Linked DNA regions of Homo sapiens: region 2 is linked to region 1. The links are chromatin loops, found by intact Hi-C in ENCODE. Cell type or tissue: heart right ventricle. All regions are shown on one strand.

Region 1 (8,000 bases):
TTTTATTTTAGGAGAGCCACAGCCAAAAAGAAAAAAGAAAGAAGCGGGTGGGCAAGGGATTTATTCGAATGCATTTACTTCCACATTTTACCATGGGTCAGCGCACACTTGGCTCACACTTTGACATTTTTTTGAGATCTGTATGTTTTGTTGTTTTGAGATGGAGTCTTGCTCCGTAGTGCAGTGGTGCAATCTCAGCTCACTGCAACCTCTGCCTCCCAGGTTCAAGCAATTCTCCTGCCTCAGCCTCCCAAGTAGCTGGGATTACAGGCGCCTGCCATCAGGCCTGGCTAATTTTTGTAGTTTTAGTAGAGATAGGGTTTCACCATGTTGGCCAGGCTGGTCTCGAACTCCTGACTTCAAGTGATCCAGCCGCCTCAGCCTCCCAAAGTGCTGGGATTATAGGCATGGGCCACCGCGCCCGACCCTCTATCTTTTTTTTTTTTTTTACATTTGTATTGTTCTACAAAGAGGACAGATGTTTCCAGTGATTCTAACTGACTCGATTACAAGGTTCAACATAACAAATATGTTTGCGGAGAATCTTAAATACTGGGTGCTTTTGGGGATATAAAAATGTGTTAAACATGGTCTGTGCCCTCAAAGAACTTTCAGTTATTGAAAGAGCATTTATTTATCTCCAGGGGCAAGGGACAAAATTTTATTCAGTTAGGAAATTCTCAATTAGGTTTACAGCAAAAAGAGACACCCAAGAGTCTTATCTTCTGGAACACTCCAGGAAGTTTTTAAGTTCTATGTGATCCTGTCTAATTCTTCGAGACAGCGATTTGCTCTGTTGCCCAAGCTGGAGTGCAGTGGCATCATCTCGACTCACTGCAACCTCCACCTCCCAGGTTCAAGCGATTCTCCTGCCTCAGCCTCCTGAGTAGCTGGGATTACAGGCACCTGCCACCACAACTGGCTAATTTTTGTATTTTTAGTAGAGACGGAGTTTTACCATGTTGGCCACGCTGGTCTTGAATTCCTGACTTCAACTGATCTGCCTGCCTCGGCCTCCCAAAGAGCTAGGATTACAGGTGTGAGCCACCACACCTGGTGATCCTGTCTAATTCTTCTTTTATTTTTATTTTTATTTTTTTTGAGACGGAGTCTCGCTCTGTCACCAGGCTGGAGTGCAGTAGTACGATCTCAACTCACTGCAACCTCCGCCTCCCAGATTCAAGCAATTCTCCTGCCTCAGCGTCCCGAGTAGCTGGGACTACAGGCGCCCACCACCACGCTCAGCTAATTTTTGTATTTTTAGTAGAGACGGGGTTTCACCATGTTGGCCAGGGATGGTCTCAGTCTCTTGACCTCGTGATCCACCTGCCTCAGCCTCCCAAAGTGCTGGGATTACAGGCGTGAGCCACCACGCCCGGCTTGATCCTGTCTAATTCTTAAAAGCCGGGTGCACTTCCTGGGTTGGTTTTCATTCAGGTCACCAGGAGAGCCAAGAGCCTGAGAGGCTCAGATGAGACCCATCCTGGTGAATAGTTGGTGCTTTGCTACGCAAAAAAGTCACTGTGAAGTCTGCTTCTGAATCTTAACATTCCCCTGGGAGTCGGAAGCCCCACAGTTGTAGAGGCACCTGTGGTTTGTTGACTCGGACTCCGTTTCTTCTTGGGGAGAATGAGCAGGCGCTTTCCCCTGCAGTTCTGTGTGGATCTCTGTGACCACCCCATTCGGCCCCGCATTTTCCAAAGCCCACAACATTTTGTAACCTAATCCAGAGGTTGCAAGCTCACTGCTCGCAGGCCAGTGAGAAACACAGACTGATATTTCAGTAAAAGAATTAGTGGCCATCATTTAAAATCAGATTTCCCATTGCAAGTCTGGATTTCTGACTTCTCATGAAAATCTTGGCTCTGGCAGTACTGGGTCTGGTTTGCACAGCTGCCTGGTGCTGGGAAGAGTCCCTTTCATCCCTCCCTTTTCCTCCCCTGCCCTGAGGTGCGGGTTTCATTCTCATCCATCACTGTGTCAGAGGCGTGTGAACCAGAGCAACTCCATCTTGAATAGGGGCTGGGTAAAACGAGGCTGAGACCTACTGGGCTGCATTCCTGGACGGTTAAGGCATTCTAAGTCACAGGATGAGATAGGAGGTCGCACAGGATACAGGTCATAAAGACCTTGCTGATAAAACAGGTTGCAGTAAAAAAGCCGGCTAAAACCCACCAAAACCAAGATGGCCATGAGAGTGACCTCTGGTCGTCCCCACTGCTACACTCCCACCAGCACCATGACAGTTCACAGATGTCATGGCAACGTCTGGAAGTTGCCCTATATGGTCGAAAAAGGGGAGGCATGAATAATCCACCCCTTCTTTAGCATATCATCAAGAAATAGCCATAAAAATGGGCAACCAGCAGCCCTTAGGACTGCTCTATCTATAGACTAGCCATTCTTTATTCCTTTACTTTCCAAATAAACTTGCTTTCACTTTACTCAATGGACTTGCCCTGAATTCTTTCTTGGGTGAGATCCAAGAACCCTCTCTTGGGGTCTGGATCTGAAACCCTTTCTGGTATAACAACTGGGCTCGTGCCATTGATTTCCTGATCATAGTTGAGTATCGTTCTCTACCTGTGTGCTCTATTTAAACTGGGAAACCACAGAAAGAAACAGAAACCCACAAGTGTCTTCAGTCTGGCCCACATCACCCACTGCCATCACCTGCTCTATACAATTTGGTAACCTTTCTTTTCTTGTTTTTATTTTTTTATTTTTTTATTTTTTGAGTTGGAGTCTGACTTTCTCACCCAGGCTGCAGTGCAGTGGCGTGATCTTGGCTCACTGCAACCTCCGCCTCCCAGGTTCTAGTGATTCTCCTGCCTCAGCCTTCCGAGTAGCTGGGGTTACAGGCAGCCGCCACCATGCCCAGCTAATTTTTGTATTTTGAGTAGAAATGGGGTTTCACCATGTTGGCCAGGCTGGTCTTGAACTCCTGACCTCAGGTGATCCGCCCGCCTCGGCCTCCCAATGTGCTGGCATTACAGGTGTGAGCCACCGTGCCTGGCCTATATCAGACTTACATTAAAAAATAATAATAATAAAAAAAATAAGGCCAGGCGTGGTTGCTTATGCCTGTAATCCCAGCACTTTGGGAAGCCAAAGTGGACAGATCACCTGAGGTCAGGAGTTCGAAACCAGCCTGGCCAACATGTTGAAATCCTGTTTCTACTCAAAGTACAAAAATTAGCTGGGCGTGGTGGCAGGCGCCTATAATCTCAGCTACTTGGGAGGCTGAGGCAGGAGAATTGCTTGAACCCGGGAGGTGGAGGTTGCTGTGAACCGAGATCACGCCACTGCACTCCAGCCTAGGGGACAGAGCAAGACTCCATCTCAAAAAAAAAAAAAAAAAAAAAAGAAAAGCAATTTACACAGGATGAGCATGTTCCCCTTGGCTCCCTCTCTTCTTTCTGGCCAGGTTTGTGTCTAAAGGCACAGTGAACAAGAACCACCTTCCCCTAGATTAAATGCCAGGATTCACGTGCCATTCACCACTGAGCAAGTATGATGAGTTAGACCTGCCATTCACAGGTCACATGTTTCCCTCTGTCCAGGAACACGCATTCCCCGATGACATGAGACACCTGCCCCGTGGGCTGCGTGTGAGCTTGGAGCTCAGTGACTGGTGGTGGAAAAACCCAACCTTTACCTTTAGGGAACTGGCCGTCATCTCTGCTAGGCGGGAAGGCAGTGACTGCTGTCACGTTTCACTTCAAAGATGACCGTGTTTCGAAGAGGGCAAGTGATATTTGGAGTCAAGTGGCGGGAAAGTACTGGATTCTTCGAAGGGGAGGAAAAAAAACAGTGTCAGCATGACTGTCTGGGGACTGCTGACCTAATGATGTGTCCCCAGGGCTACAGCCTGAGTTTCTGCGTCATATGCACCGGGGAGAACATTCCATTGAGCCACGCTAACACCCCCAGCAAAGTCTGAAGTGGTAAAGGGAGTTCAGTGACCATCCGCTTAGCTCTTGGAGTGAGGGCGCCTTCTGGGTCCTTTCCTAGACACCCCTTGGCCACCTTTTTCCACCTGTTTTTCCGAGTGAGTGCCATCGTCACCTACGTGAGCTGCGACTGGTTCAGCAAGAGCTTTGTGGGCTGTTTTGTCATGGTGCTGCTCCTCCTGTCCCTGGACTTCTGGTCTGTGAAGGTGAGGCCCTTTCGTGTGATGTCATCACTTCCGAAACACGAGGCTTGTCCCCTGTGTGCGTGGTACCAAGAGGTACTTTGGTTTAGACTCCTGAGACATGCTTAAGAGTGCTGAGCAGTGTCACTTAAAAGTAAGGGGAATGGAGAAACCCCGTCTCTACTAAAAATACAAAAATTAGCCTGGCGCGGTGGTGTGTGCCTGTAATCCCAGCTACTTGGGAGGCTGAGGCAGAAGAATCACTTGAACCCGGGAGGCGGAGGTTGCAGTGAGCCGAGGTTGTGCCATTGCACTCCAGCCTGGGTGACAAGAGTCAAACTCTGTCTCGGAAAAAAAAAAAAAAAAAAAGAGAGAGAATGAGAGCCAAGTGAGAGGGGTTTCCCTTATAAAAACCATCAGATCTCGTGGCACTTATTCACTACCATGAGAACAGTGTGGGGGAAACTGCCTGTATGATTCAATTATCTCCCACCCGGTCTCCCCCACAACACGTGGGAATTATGGAAGCGACAATTCAAGATGAGGTTTGGGTGGGGAGACAGCCAAACCATATCACTTGTATACGAATTAATACATATATTTAAAACATATATAATATGAACATATAAATTATATATGTTTTGTGGGGGGAGTGTGTAACTTTTTAAAGTAAGCTTAGTTGAAAACTAGAAGTCTTGACATCTGAGAATCCACTACAATTCAAGGCCTTTTTTCTTCCTGCTCCCAGTACAAGTCTGAAATGAATCAAGGAACTTTTGTTTATCAATACAGTGAATAAGCCTCTTTGCCTGTGACCTGCTCAGAGTCCTTTGTCTATTGTTCTCAGAATGTAACCGGAAGACTCCTGGTGGGCCTTCGATGGTGGAACCAGATAGATGAAGATGGGAAGAGCCACTGGATCTTTGAAGCCAGGAAGGTATTCTCCATGACGAGCTGAACTAACCAGAGCGGGGATAATGGGTGTGGAAAGTTTCTGTGGGTTCCTTTGGAGTTTTGTGCATATCTGATTCCTGCCTTACACAAAAGCCACCATTGCCAAGGTGCTCTGGTGAAACATGGGTGTGGCAAAAGTGTCTCCAAAATAGACCGGGCGTGGTGGCTCACGCCTGCAATCCCAGCACTTTGGGAGGCGGAGGTGGGTGGATCACTTGAGGTTAGGAGTTTGAGACTAGCCTGGGCAACATGGTGAAACCCTGTCTCTACTAAAAATACAAAAATTAGCTGGGCGTGGTGGCAGGCACCTGTATTCCCAGCTACTCGGGAGGCTGAGGCAGGAGAATCACTTGAACCCAGGAGGCGGAGGTTCCAGTGAGCCAAGATCACGCCACTGCACTCCAGCCTGGGTGACACAATGAGACTTTGTCTCAAAAACAAAACAAAACAAAACAACACCAACAACAAAAAATCCCACAGCAACAAAAGCATCTGCAAAATAAAATAAATGAAAATGTGAGCACGCTCGTTTGCAACCATTTCCACTTGTTTTGACATTTGAATTACTTTCCTTTAACAGGTCTCTCCGAATAGCATTGCTGCCACAGAAGCTGAAGCACGAATCTTCTGGCTGGGCCTCATAATCTGCCCCATGATATGGATTGTGTTTTTTTTTAGCACCTTATTTTCCTTGAAGCTAAAGTGGCTGGTAAGGCCAGATCTTGACTTCCACATTGCTTTGATGTCTCTGCAAAAAAAGTGTTTGCACCACTAGGCTTTTGTTGTTATTTGTTATTGATTGATTGATCAATTATAACAAGTTTATTGAGATATAATACACATTCCATACAATTTACCCATTTAAAGTATACAATTAGGGGCTTGGCATGGTGGCTTACGCCTATAATCCCAGGCCTTTGGGAGGCCAAGGTGGAAGGATTGCTTGAGCTCAGGAGTTCGAGACCAGCCTGGGCAACATAGCAAAACCCCATCTCTGCAAAAAATGCAAAAATTAGCCAGGCATGATGGTGTGCACGCTTGAGCCCGGGAAGCAAAGGTTGCAGTGAGCCAAGATTGTGCCACTGCACTCCAGCCTGGGTGCTAGAGTGAGACCTTGTCTCCAAAAAATAAAATAAATACTAAGTGTGGAATTCAGTGGCTTCTAGTGCAGTCACAGAGTTGTACAGCCAAAACCACCATCAATGTTAGGAAATTTTCATCACCGGAAGAAGCCTTGCGCCCTTTTGACATTGCTTCCCTGTGCTTCTGTTCCTCCAAGCCCTGGCACCTATTAATTTTTCTGTTTCTGTGGATTTGCCTATTCTGGGCATTTCATATAAATGGACTCACACAGGCTGGCACAGTACCTCACATCTGTAATCCCAGCACTTTGGGAGGCTGTGGCAGGTGAATCACCTGAGGTCAGGAGTTTGAGACCAGCCTGGCCAACATGGCAAAACCCTGTCTGTACTATAGATACCAAAATTAGCTGGGCGTAGTGGCACACGCCTGTAATCTCAGCTACTTGGGAGGCTGAGGCAGGAGAATCGCTTGAACCCAGGAGGCGGAGGTTGCAGTGAGCCAAGATCGTGCCACAGCACTTCAGCCTGGGTGACAGAGTGAGGCTCCGTCTTAAAAAAAATCAATAAATAGAGAAAACAAAATATTTGTAGATAGTAAAACAACAGTGTCATTTAATGAAAGTGCGGGCCCTGGAATTTGGATCCCGGCTCGACCACGCTCCAGCTCTGTGACCTTGGGCAGCTTTCGTCTTCCTGAGCCTCAGTTTCCTCTTTGTAAAATGGGATGATGATGGTGGCAACCTCTCCAGTTGTAATGATTCTGAGGTGTCCGTGGGTATTTGCAAATGCTCAGTAAATGTTGGCTGTTACTATTCTTAGGTGCAGGCTAGAGCATTTCTACGTGGCTTGAGAGGTGCATTTCTGTAAATGCTCTTAGAAAGTGACCTTTGCGTCAGATGGAGACCATCCTGGCTAACATGGTGAAACAGTGTCTCTACTAAAAATACAAAAAAATTAGCCAGGCCTGGTGGCGGACGCCTGTAGTCCCAGCTACTCGGGAGGCTGAGGCAGGAGAATGGTGTGAACCCGGGAGGCGGAACTTGCAGTGAGCTGAGATCGTGCCTCTGCACCCCAGCCTGGGCGACAGAGCGAAACTCTGTCTCAAAAAAAAGTGACCTTTGCTTTCTTTGTCTGAGTGCAGGCTCTGGTGGTTGCTGGGATCTCTCTCCAAGCTGCAAACCTGTATGGCTACATCCTTTGTAAGATGGGAGGCAACAGTGACATTGGCAAGGTCACAGCCAGTTTCCTGTCCCAGACAGTGTTCCAGACGGTGAGTAACTGAGGTCTGACTCTTGGACCACTCCTCTCCAGGTAGTCAAAGTCAAGGTGGCCTGCTGGCAACTGCGGTTTGTAATGTAACATATCCGCCAGGCTGCCAATGTTTTATTGTTTATATATTTTTTGGGAGACAGGATCTCGCTCTGTCACCCAGGCTAGAGTGCAATGGTGTGATCGCGGCCTATTGCAACCTCCATCTCTTGGGCTCAAGCGATCCTCCCACCTCAGCCTCTGGCACAGTTGGGACTACAGGTGTGTACCACCATGCCTGGCCTTTTTTTTTTGTAGAGACGAAGTTTTGCCATGTTGCCCAGGCTGCTCTAGAACTCCTGAGCTCAAGCAGCCCGCCTGCCTTGGCCTCCCAAAGTGCTGGGATTACAGCCATGAGTGAGCCACTGTGCCTGGCAGTTTTGTTTTTTAATTGTAAGATTTACATAAAATGTACCATTGTAACCATTTTAAAATGTATAGTTCTGTGGCATTAAGTATAACCACTTTATTGTGCAACCTTCACCCCACCCAGCTCCAGAACTGCTTTCATCTTGCAAAAC
Region 2 (8,000 bases), 110 kb before region 1:
TCAGCAGGGCCACGCTGCCTCTGGAGGCTCGAGGGGAGAATGCTTCCTTGCCTCCTCTAGCTGCTGGGAACTACTGGTGATCCTTGACTTGTGGTCTTGTGGCTGCATCACTCTAAACTCAGCTTTAGTGGCCACATCACCTACTCCTCATGTAGCAAGTCTCTTTCTCTTATAAAGACACTTGTCATTGGATTTAGGACCCACCTAGATAATCCAGGATGATGTCATTTCAAGATCTTTAATTCTTTTTTTGCCTTCTTTTGAGACAGAGGCTTGCTCTGTTGCCCAGGCTGGAATGCAGTGGCGCTGTATCGGCTCACTGCAACCTCCACCTCCCAGTTCAAGCGATTCTCCTGCCCCAGTCTCCTGAGTAGCTGGGATTACAGGTGCTCACCACCATGACCAGCTAATTTTTGTATTTTTAGTAGAAATGGGGTTTTGCCATGTTGGCCACGCTGGTCTTGAACTCCTGACCTCAGGTGATCCTCCAATCTCAGCTTCCCAAAGTGCTGGGATTACAGGCATGAGCCACTGCACCCAGCCCCTTAACTTAATTCTATCTGCAAAGACCCTTTTCCCAAATAAAGTCACACTGACAGGTTCCAGGGATTTGACATGGACATATCTTTTGGGGGGCCACCTTTCAACCCACCACACATGACATGCAGATGAAGGCTGGAAAGAAACAGAGGGAGCTTCCTGGAGGAGGTAAGAGGAGAGCTGGCCCTGAAGCTGGAAGACCAGAGGGAGGCTCCTACTGCCCTGTTCTGGGCCCAGAAGAGAATACATTGAAGAGTAAGCTCATGAGAAAACACACACTCAACTTGCCACCCCATTCCTGAGACTCATTTTCTTTTTCTTTTTTTTTTTGAGACAGAGTCTCACTCTGTCGCCCAGGCTGGAGTGCAGTGGTGCAATCTTGGCTCACTGCAACCTCTGCCTCCCGGATTCAAGCAATTCTCCTGCTTCAACCTCCCAAGTAGCTGGCATTACAGGCACCCGCCACCATGCCTGGCTAATTTTTTTATTTTTAGTAAAGATGGGGTTTCACCATGTTGGTCAGGCTGGTTTCGAACTCCCGACCTCAGGTGATCCACCCGCCTTGGCCTCCCAAAGTGCTGGGATTACAGGTGTGAGCCACCACACCCGGCCCAGAGACCCATTTTCTTTCACGCATCCACAGCTTTCACTGCCTGGGGAGAGGCTCAGCACAGACCCCCGGATGTCACAGAGAATGATCTTTCCAGTCCAAGCTGGGGCACTGGCTGGGCCCACTTGTTCATGACGGTTGAGCGGGGGCTGCAGGAACCCAAACATAACCGGCTTGCAGCGAGATCCCAGCCAACCATGACTAGAGGAAGCAGAACTGAAAGATGGGGCCACCGCCCTTTTCCTGGAGCAGGGCCAAAGCTGGGAGATGGTTGGGGGTGAGATGCTCCACCTCTCCCAGCCCCTTGGTCAGGGACACAGGCACAAAATCTGTTCTCTCAGAGCAGTGAGAAAAGACACCTTTGCCCCAGCTCCTGCCTGATGCCCGCCTCCCATTCCACCCATGCTCTTTATTAAGAACCTACATTGCAGCAATCTGCCTCCTCTTTGAGGCAGTGTGATCTCGTGACAAGAGCTCCAGACTGATCCTAGCAACTCCGTGAATGAGTTGTGTGACTTTGGACTTTGGGCCATATCTATAAAATGATTCCATATCTATAACATTTCTATAAGATAATTCCATATCTATAAAATAATAAGTTACCCAAACTCAGTTTTCTCACAGGGCATTGGGTCTGCCAGGGACCTTCAAGCTTGACCTCTTTCCTTCACTCTGCAGATGACAAGACTGAGACCCCGGGAAGGACGTGACTTGCACAAGACCTCATAGCCTGTCGGTGGCTGCCCCTGCCCCTTCTCCCCCACTCCCCCTGCCAAGACTCCCAGGCTGGTGCTCTTTCCCCCCAGTCAAAATGTTCCCAATGAAATGATCACCCTTGTCCTGTCTGGGCTCAAGCATAGAGACACAGGTGGTATCACAGATGGGGGATGGTGGGAGGGACCGCAGGGAGGAGCCTGGAGACATTTAGCCCACCCCCACTTATTGATGAGCTCTGCTTCAAACTCTGGATGACACTGCTGTGTGGTTAAGCACACAGTCAGAGAAATAAATTGAGAAGGGAAAGAAGGCAAGTATCGTGAGCTTTGGCGTAAAATTTACCAACTTTGAGACTACCCCTACCTACCAACACACTGTAACCTGGGCAAGTTCATTTTTTAAACCACTTGGAGCCTCAGTTTCCATATCTATAAAATGCGAATAATAATTGGCAACTCACAAGGATTAGGGGAGTTAAGTCACGCGGAGCCCTTAGCAATGGGACTGGCAATCAGTAAGTGCTGAATGAACAGAAGTTTAAGGCAGCACAGCTTCTACATGGTGAGTATAATATGTGTGATGGCCATCATTATTAGTTTGCTTCTTACGTTTGTGAGAGTGACAAAGGGACCCTTTCCCTTCCATTTCTTCCGAGGTCAAACTTTGTGAAGCCGAGCTTTCTGTTCTTTTGCATAAGGGGACCCTGCAGACTTCATAGGAACAAGAAGGGCCCCATAGGCCGGGCATGGTGGCTCACATCTGTAGAAATTCCAGCACTTTGGGAGTCCAAGGCAGGAGTATCACCTCAGTCCAGGAGTTTGAGACCAGCCTGGGCAACATGGTGAAGCCCTATCTCTACAAATAACACAAAACTTAGCTGGGCGTGGTGATGTGCATCTGTAGAACCAGCTACTCAGGAGGCTGAGGTGGGAGGATAGCTTGAGCCTGGGGAGGTGTCAAGGCTGCAGTGAACTGAGATTGCACCACTGCACTCCAGCCTGGGTGATAGAGCCAGACTGTGTCTCAGAAAAAAAAAAAAGGCCCCCACAGCCAGCAGGGCAGCTTGGATGGTCTGGCCACGCTCCCCATCACCACCACTGAGAAGTTGCCTGGGCAAAAAGTCACCAGAGGGCCTAAGATCTGCGTCATTGGCTCAACCTGGACAAGAAGAAACCCCCTCCCAGAAGCCCCCAATACACATTTCAGCGCCCCACTTCCTGCTTCCCTAAGACTGAAGCCTGCACCTTAAGCACTTCCTCTTGGGTGATCAAGGATTTGCAGCTCACAGTGGACTTCTGCCTCCATCCTCCACACCATCTGAGTTCCCAAAAAGCTCTGGGGAAAAGGCAGGGTAGAGTGTTATGCCCATTTGAGCTTAGAGGAGGTTCACACGCCTCAGTGAAATGGCTTGTCCAAGGTCATGTGGTTTAGGAGCTTGCATCTGAATTCTGGCTGTGATGCCTTAGCCAAGTCACTTGACCTCTCTGAACATCAGTTTTCCCAATATTAGTTCTGGAGAATGAAGATTGCCTTGCAGCCCACCACTGTGGGAGGCCGAGGCAGGCAGATCACTTGAGGTCAGGAGTTTGAGACCAGCCCGGGCAACATGGTGAAATCCCGTCTCTACTAAAAATACAAAATTAGCCAGGCATGGTGGCGTGCTTCTGTAATCCCAGCTACTTGGGAGGCTGAGGCAGGAGAATCGCTTGAACCTGGGAGGCAGAGGCTGCAGTGAACCAAGACTGCGCCACTGCACTCCAGCCTGGGCGACAAAGTGAGATACCATCTCAAAAAAAAAACAAAAAACAAAAAACAAAAAAGATTGTCCTGCAGGATCATCAGAAGGCCAAGGGAGTTCTGTGTGGGGTGCCAGCTATGTGGGAAGCCTACAGTCAAAGGAAGCCCATTACATTAGAGGGTGTCAAAGCTGAAATTCAGGCCCAAGACTCTAGGTTTCCCCACAACGCCACAGCTGCCTCCCAGTCACACCAAGATCTACTTGAATCTTGGCATGGGACCTTCCTCTATCCCCAGAGCCAAGTTTCCTATGTCTATAGATGCTTAGGAAGTGCTTCAAAGGCCCCTTCATTGGACTGTTTCTCCAAACCACATTGCCAGAGCGGGATGGAGGGAAAAGATGGCCCTGATCATCCCGTGGCAGGAGAGAGAGCCCTTCAGCTCTCCCTGAGGGCAGGGACTGTATCCCTCTAGCTCACCTTCTCCCAGCTCTCAGCATGTTTCTGCGCATGGCAGCCTCTCTTCATCCGTGGCAATGATATAGAACTAGAATTCACAGTGTCCAGCAAGTGCCAGGTACCAAATGACATGACTCGTAGGCATTACCCCATTTGGTCTAACTTACACATCAGCTATTTGTATTCCTGTTTTTCAGATGAAGAGACAGGCTCAGAGGGATTAGTGGGCTGAGATTTGAACCAAACTACCCATCTCCAAAGTCTCAGCCCACTCTATAGCCTTTTTGAATTGCTGTTGGCCCCCCAGCACCCCGGCGAGGGAAGGCGTGGGTGGCAAGACAATTTCTCCTTTTGAGGAGCCATGTGGGGGCAGGGCAGAGGCGCGGTCTGTGTCTTTTTGGTAAATGGGCAGTATTTTTAGAAGGTCCTCTTTGAAACTGTGCTTCCCCCTGGGCCACCACCTTCCACATCCAACTCGAGAAAATATTCCTGATCTTTTTGCCATCAAAAGTCCTTTTTGGGGTTTATTTTCATCCCCACTTCACACTGCATGCAGGATTTGAAAGGCTAAGTGTAGACACTAAACAGGTGTCTGAAATAACAATTCACCTCTCTCTCCCCCGAGGGAAATCAGGTGTCGCCACAATGTTCTAACTCAGACTTAAACTATCTGAAGATCAGTGCATGCATCTCTTCTGGGAACAGCATAACGTTCCATCTCAGCTGGTGGGAGATGAATGGAGCTCAGATGGTGAGCTTTGGGGTGAAATTTCCCAACTTTCAGGTTATCCCTACCTACCAACGCACTACAATCTGGGTAAGTTCATTTTTTAAACCACTTGGAGCCTCAGTTTCCTTATCTGTAAAGTGGGGGATAATAATTGGCAACTCATAGGATTAGGGGAGTTAAGTTGCATGGAGCCCTTAGAAAGGGGACTGGCGACCAGTAAGTGCTCAATGAACAGTAGCTTAAGGCAGCACAACTTCTGCATGGTGAGTACAATATGCGTGATGACCATTTTTATTATTAATGTGCTTCTTACCTCTGTGAGAGTGACCAGGGGAGATTTCTCTGTGTCTGGGGCTGTGCTAGATGCCTTGCATTTACTATTCTGTTTCAACTGTTAACGGCAACTCTGGGAGATTGTTGTTATTATAGCCATTTTACAGACGCAGGCGCTGAGATTACGTCCAGTTCATTAGATGTTTTCTTCCCAGAGGCGGGGAGTCTATCTTTGAGGGTCTAAGGAGGCACTGAAAGGGAGAAGAAGGCTCTTTTGCTACCCCTAAAAGCCTCCAGCACTGCTCTGAACTGTGATTAAAGAGCATGAGAAGGAGGCCAGGGGTGGTGGCTCACGCCTATAATCCTAGCACTTTGAGAGGCCGAGGCTGGCGGATTACTTGAGGTCAGGAGTTCAAGACCAGCCTGACCAGCATGGTGAAACCCCGTCTCTGCAAAAATACAAAAATGAGCTGGGCGTGGTGGTGGGTGCCTATAATCCCAGCTACTTGGGAGGCTGAGGCAGGAAAATTGCTTGAACCTGGGAGGCGGAGGTTGCAGTGAGCCGAGATCACGCCACTGCACTCCAGCCTCGGTGACAGAGCAAGACTCTGTCTCAGACAAAAAAAAAAAAAGCTTGAGAAGGAATACTTCCCTACTCTTGACCATGAACTTCTCCTCCTGAGGAATAATGGGAAGACCTCTGAACTGTGTGCCTAGAGACATGGTTTGAGTTTCTGCTCTGCCTTTGATCCTGAGTACATTACCTTAGCCCTCTGAGCCTCCGTTTCAACGAGTGTTGGAGCCCCTTCAATTGAGTCTTTTTGAGATTCTGATTCCTCGTTGCCTGGCAGTCTTCTCCTTTTCCTTTCCCCCAAGGCCCCCCCCAACACCAACCTGCTCCCCAACCTCATGACAAGCTGCTTCCGGGGGCCAAATGGTGTTGGGAAGCCAGGGGCCTAGGAATGCCTATCTACCATGACCAGACCCCAAACAGCTTCTTTGTGGGGGTAGTAGCTCAAATGAGTTCCGCTTTTGCTCATGCACCCTGTAGTCCTCCAGATAAACTCTAAGAAACATCTCTCACTTTTCCCCTCTAAAGCTGTAAAACAATGATTCACTGAGCACCCCGTAAGAAAGTCACTGAGCTCAGTTCCTTACTGGCCCCAAAGAGGTTTACCACACAGTCCCTGCCAAAGAGGCTTGCAATGTAGACCCAGATGATATTTTAGGAGAGAGACAAAACATAATAATAGCATAGTGGTTAAGGGTGCAGGCTCTGGGTTCAAATCTTAGTTCCACACTTGCTGTGTGACTTTGCAAATGTTACTCAACCTCTCTGAGTCACAGAATCGACTGCATTTTGTTGGCACAGTGCTTATGTCACTGGGTTGTTGTGACTTACCTAAAGTGACTTAGCGAGTAAGTGGTACTAAGATGTAAACTCCAAAAATAAAACAGCAAAGTGACACTTGATACTGTACAACTGGCAAAAGTTAGACATCTGGGAAATGCCAAGTGTTGGTTACACGGGTTTGTGGGAATGTAGATGGATGGGGCCGCTCTGGAGAACGACCTGGCATCATGTAGAATATCTAAGGATATGTAGATCCTACCACCTGGCAATTCAGCTCTTGGGTCTATATATCCTGAAGAAATGTTCCCACAACTCCCCAGGAGAACCCATCTGAGGATGGTTACTGCTGTGTTATTTGTGGTGACAGAGAGTTGGAGGTCACCTAGGTGTCCATCACTGGGGGTGTGGACAGGTGAAAAGTAACCCCTGCACTCCATAGAGAACAATGTCCGTGATTAGAAGCAAAGATCAAATGCATCAGAAGCAAGGCAAGTAGATCCTAAAAACATAGTACAGAATGCAAAAGTAAGAAACTGTGGCCAGGCGTGGTGACTCGCACCTGTAATTCCAGCACTTTGGGAGGCCGAGGCGGGTGGATCACCTGAGGTCAGGAGTTTGAGACCAGCCTGGCCAAGGTGGTAAAACCCCATCTCTACTAAAAATAGAAAACTCAGCCTGGGTGACAGAGTGAGACTCCATCTAAAAAAAAAAAAAAAAGGCAAAACATGTTTTATAAGAGCACATACAAACAGAAAGATACACCTGAAATGCATTAGAATGGGCACCCAGTATGGGAAATAGGGACATTAATGAAGAGAAAACCCTCATGTGAACCAAAGATCATAGTGTACCATGACCTGGGCTGCACTGGGCAGTTAATCGAAGGTTTAAAGGCCCAGGGGTTGAAAAGAAAAGAAACAAAGGAGGATTCATGGGGTGAGGTTGGTACCTCTATGGCTCACCAACAATAGGGCCTGCACAGAGCCTGGTACCTATAGATGTTCACAAAGAAACAAACCTCTGCTCTTGCCACCCCACAGGCTGTCTGGTGATGGCTTGATTTGTGCCCAAGAGCCCAGGGTCCTGGGGAAGAGATAGGAACATGCTGGACTTGGAGCAGGATGGGGGAGGAGCTGGATGTAGAGGAAGAAGCCCCTCACTCTCCAGCCTGCTGTTTGCAAACCAAGTGTAGATATCCCAGGAGAACGAGACAGAGAGAGGACTTAAGAGAAACTACTGGTCTCACTCAAGACTTTCACTTCCTGGAGTGGCACGAGGAGGTCACAGGAGACGGAGAGGAAACTAAGGCATGTAGCAACACTGCAATGCTCAGGGGCTTATGGGCCTGGAAACAGTTGCAGGATCTGATCATTTGTCCTCAAGGCAGGGAGACTAGAAGACGTGCGTGCATGTGCCTGCATGCATGTGTGTGCATGTGTATGTGTGTAATGGGGGCAGGAGGTCAGATGAGCTTCGTGTCAGGAGAGGTCTGGAGATATTGCTATTGGTTGGCTCTAAATCCCCTTTCTGACCTGCAAGCTCCTCAGCTGTGCCACAGGGGCTTGGCTGCAAAATCAAAAG

The links. A loop is a pair of places that touch in the nucleus more often than their neighbours do. Peaks named below come from ENCODE experiments on the same cell type or tissue, not always from the same donor. Only the 100,000 strongest peaks of a DNase experiment are listed, where the experiment ranks them.
Region 2: it touches region 1 in a loop (2.3-fold over the local background); 7 of 110 quality-filtered maps call a loop at or near these places.

Annotation. Positions count from the first base shown.
Region 1 is chr16:10,771,111-10,779,110 of GRCh38, reverse strand. TVP23A (trans-golgi network vesicle protein 23 homolog A) reads left to right here. Exons shown (of 8, transcript NM_001079512.4): 3 at 4,015-4,159; 4 at 4,983-5,072; 5 at 5,670-5,798; 6 at 7,313-7,441. Among named protein-coding and RNA genes, the nearest start is that of NUBP1, 31 kb to the right of the region's middle. In heart right ventricle, no CTCF peak of the experiment used is centred here; no DNase peak of the experiment used is centred here.
Region 2 is chr16:10,885,194-10,893,193 of GRCh38, reverse strand. The region is part of intron 1 of CIITA (class II major histocompatibility complex transactivator); the gene reads right to left. Among named protein-coding and RNA genes, the nearest start is that of CIITA, 12 kb to the right of the region's middle. RefSeq lists an enhancer at 5,798-5,917. In heart right ventricle, no CTCF peak of the experiment used is centred here; DNase peaks (open chromatin) are centred at 1,393 and 4,419.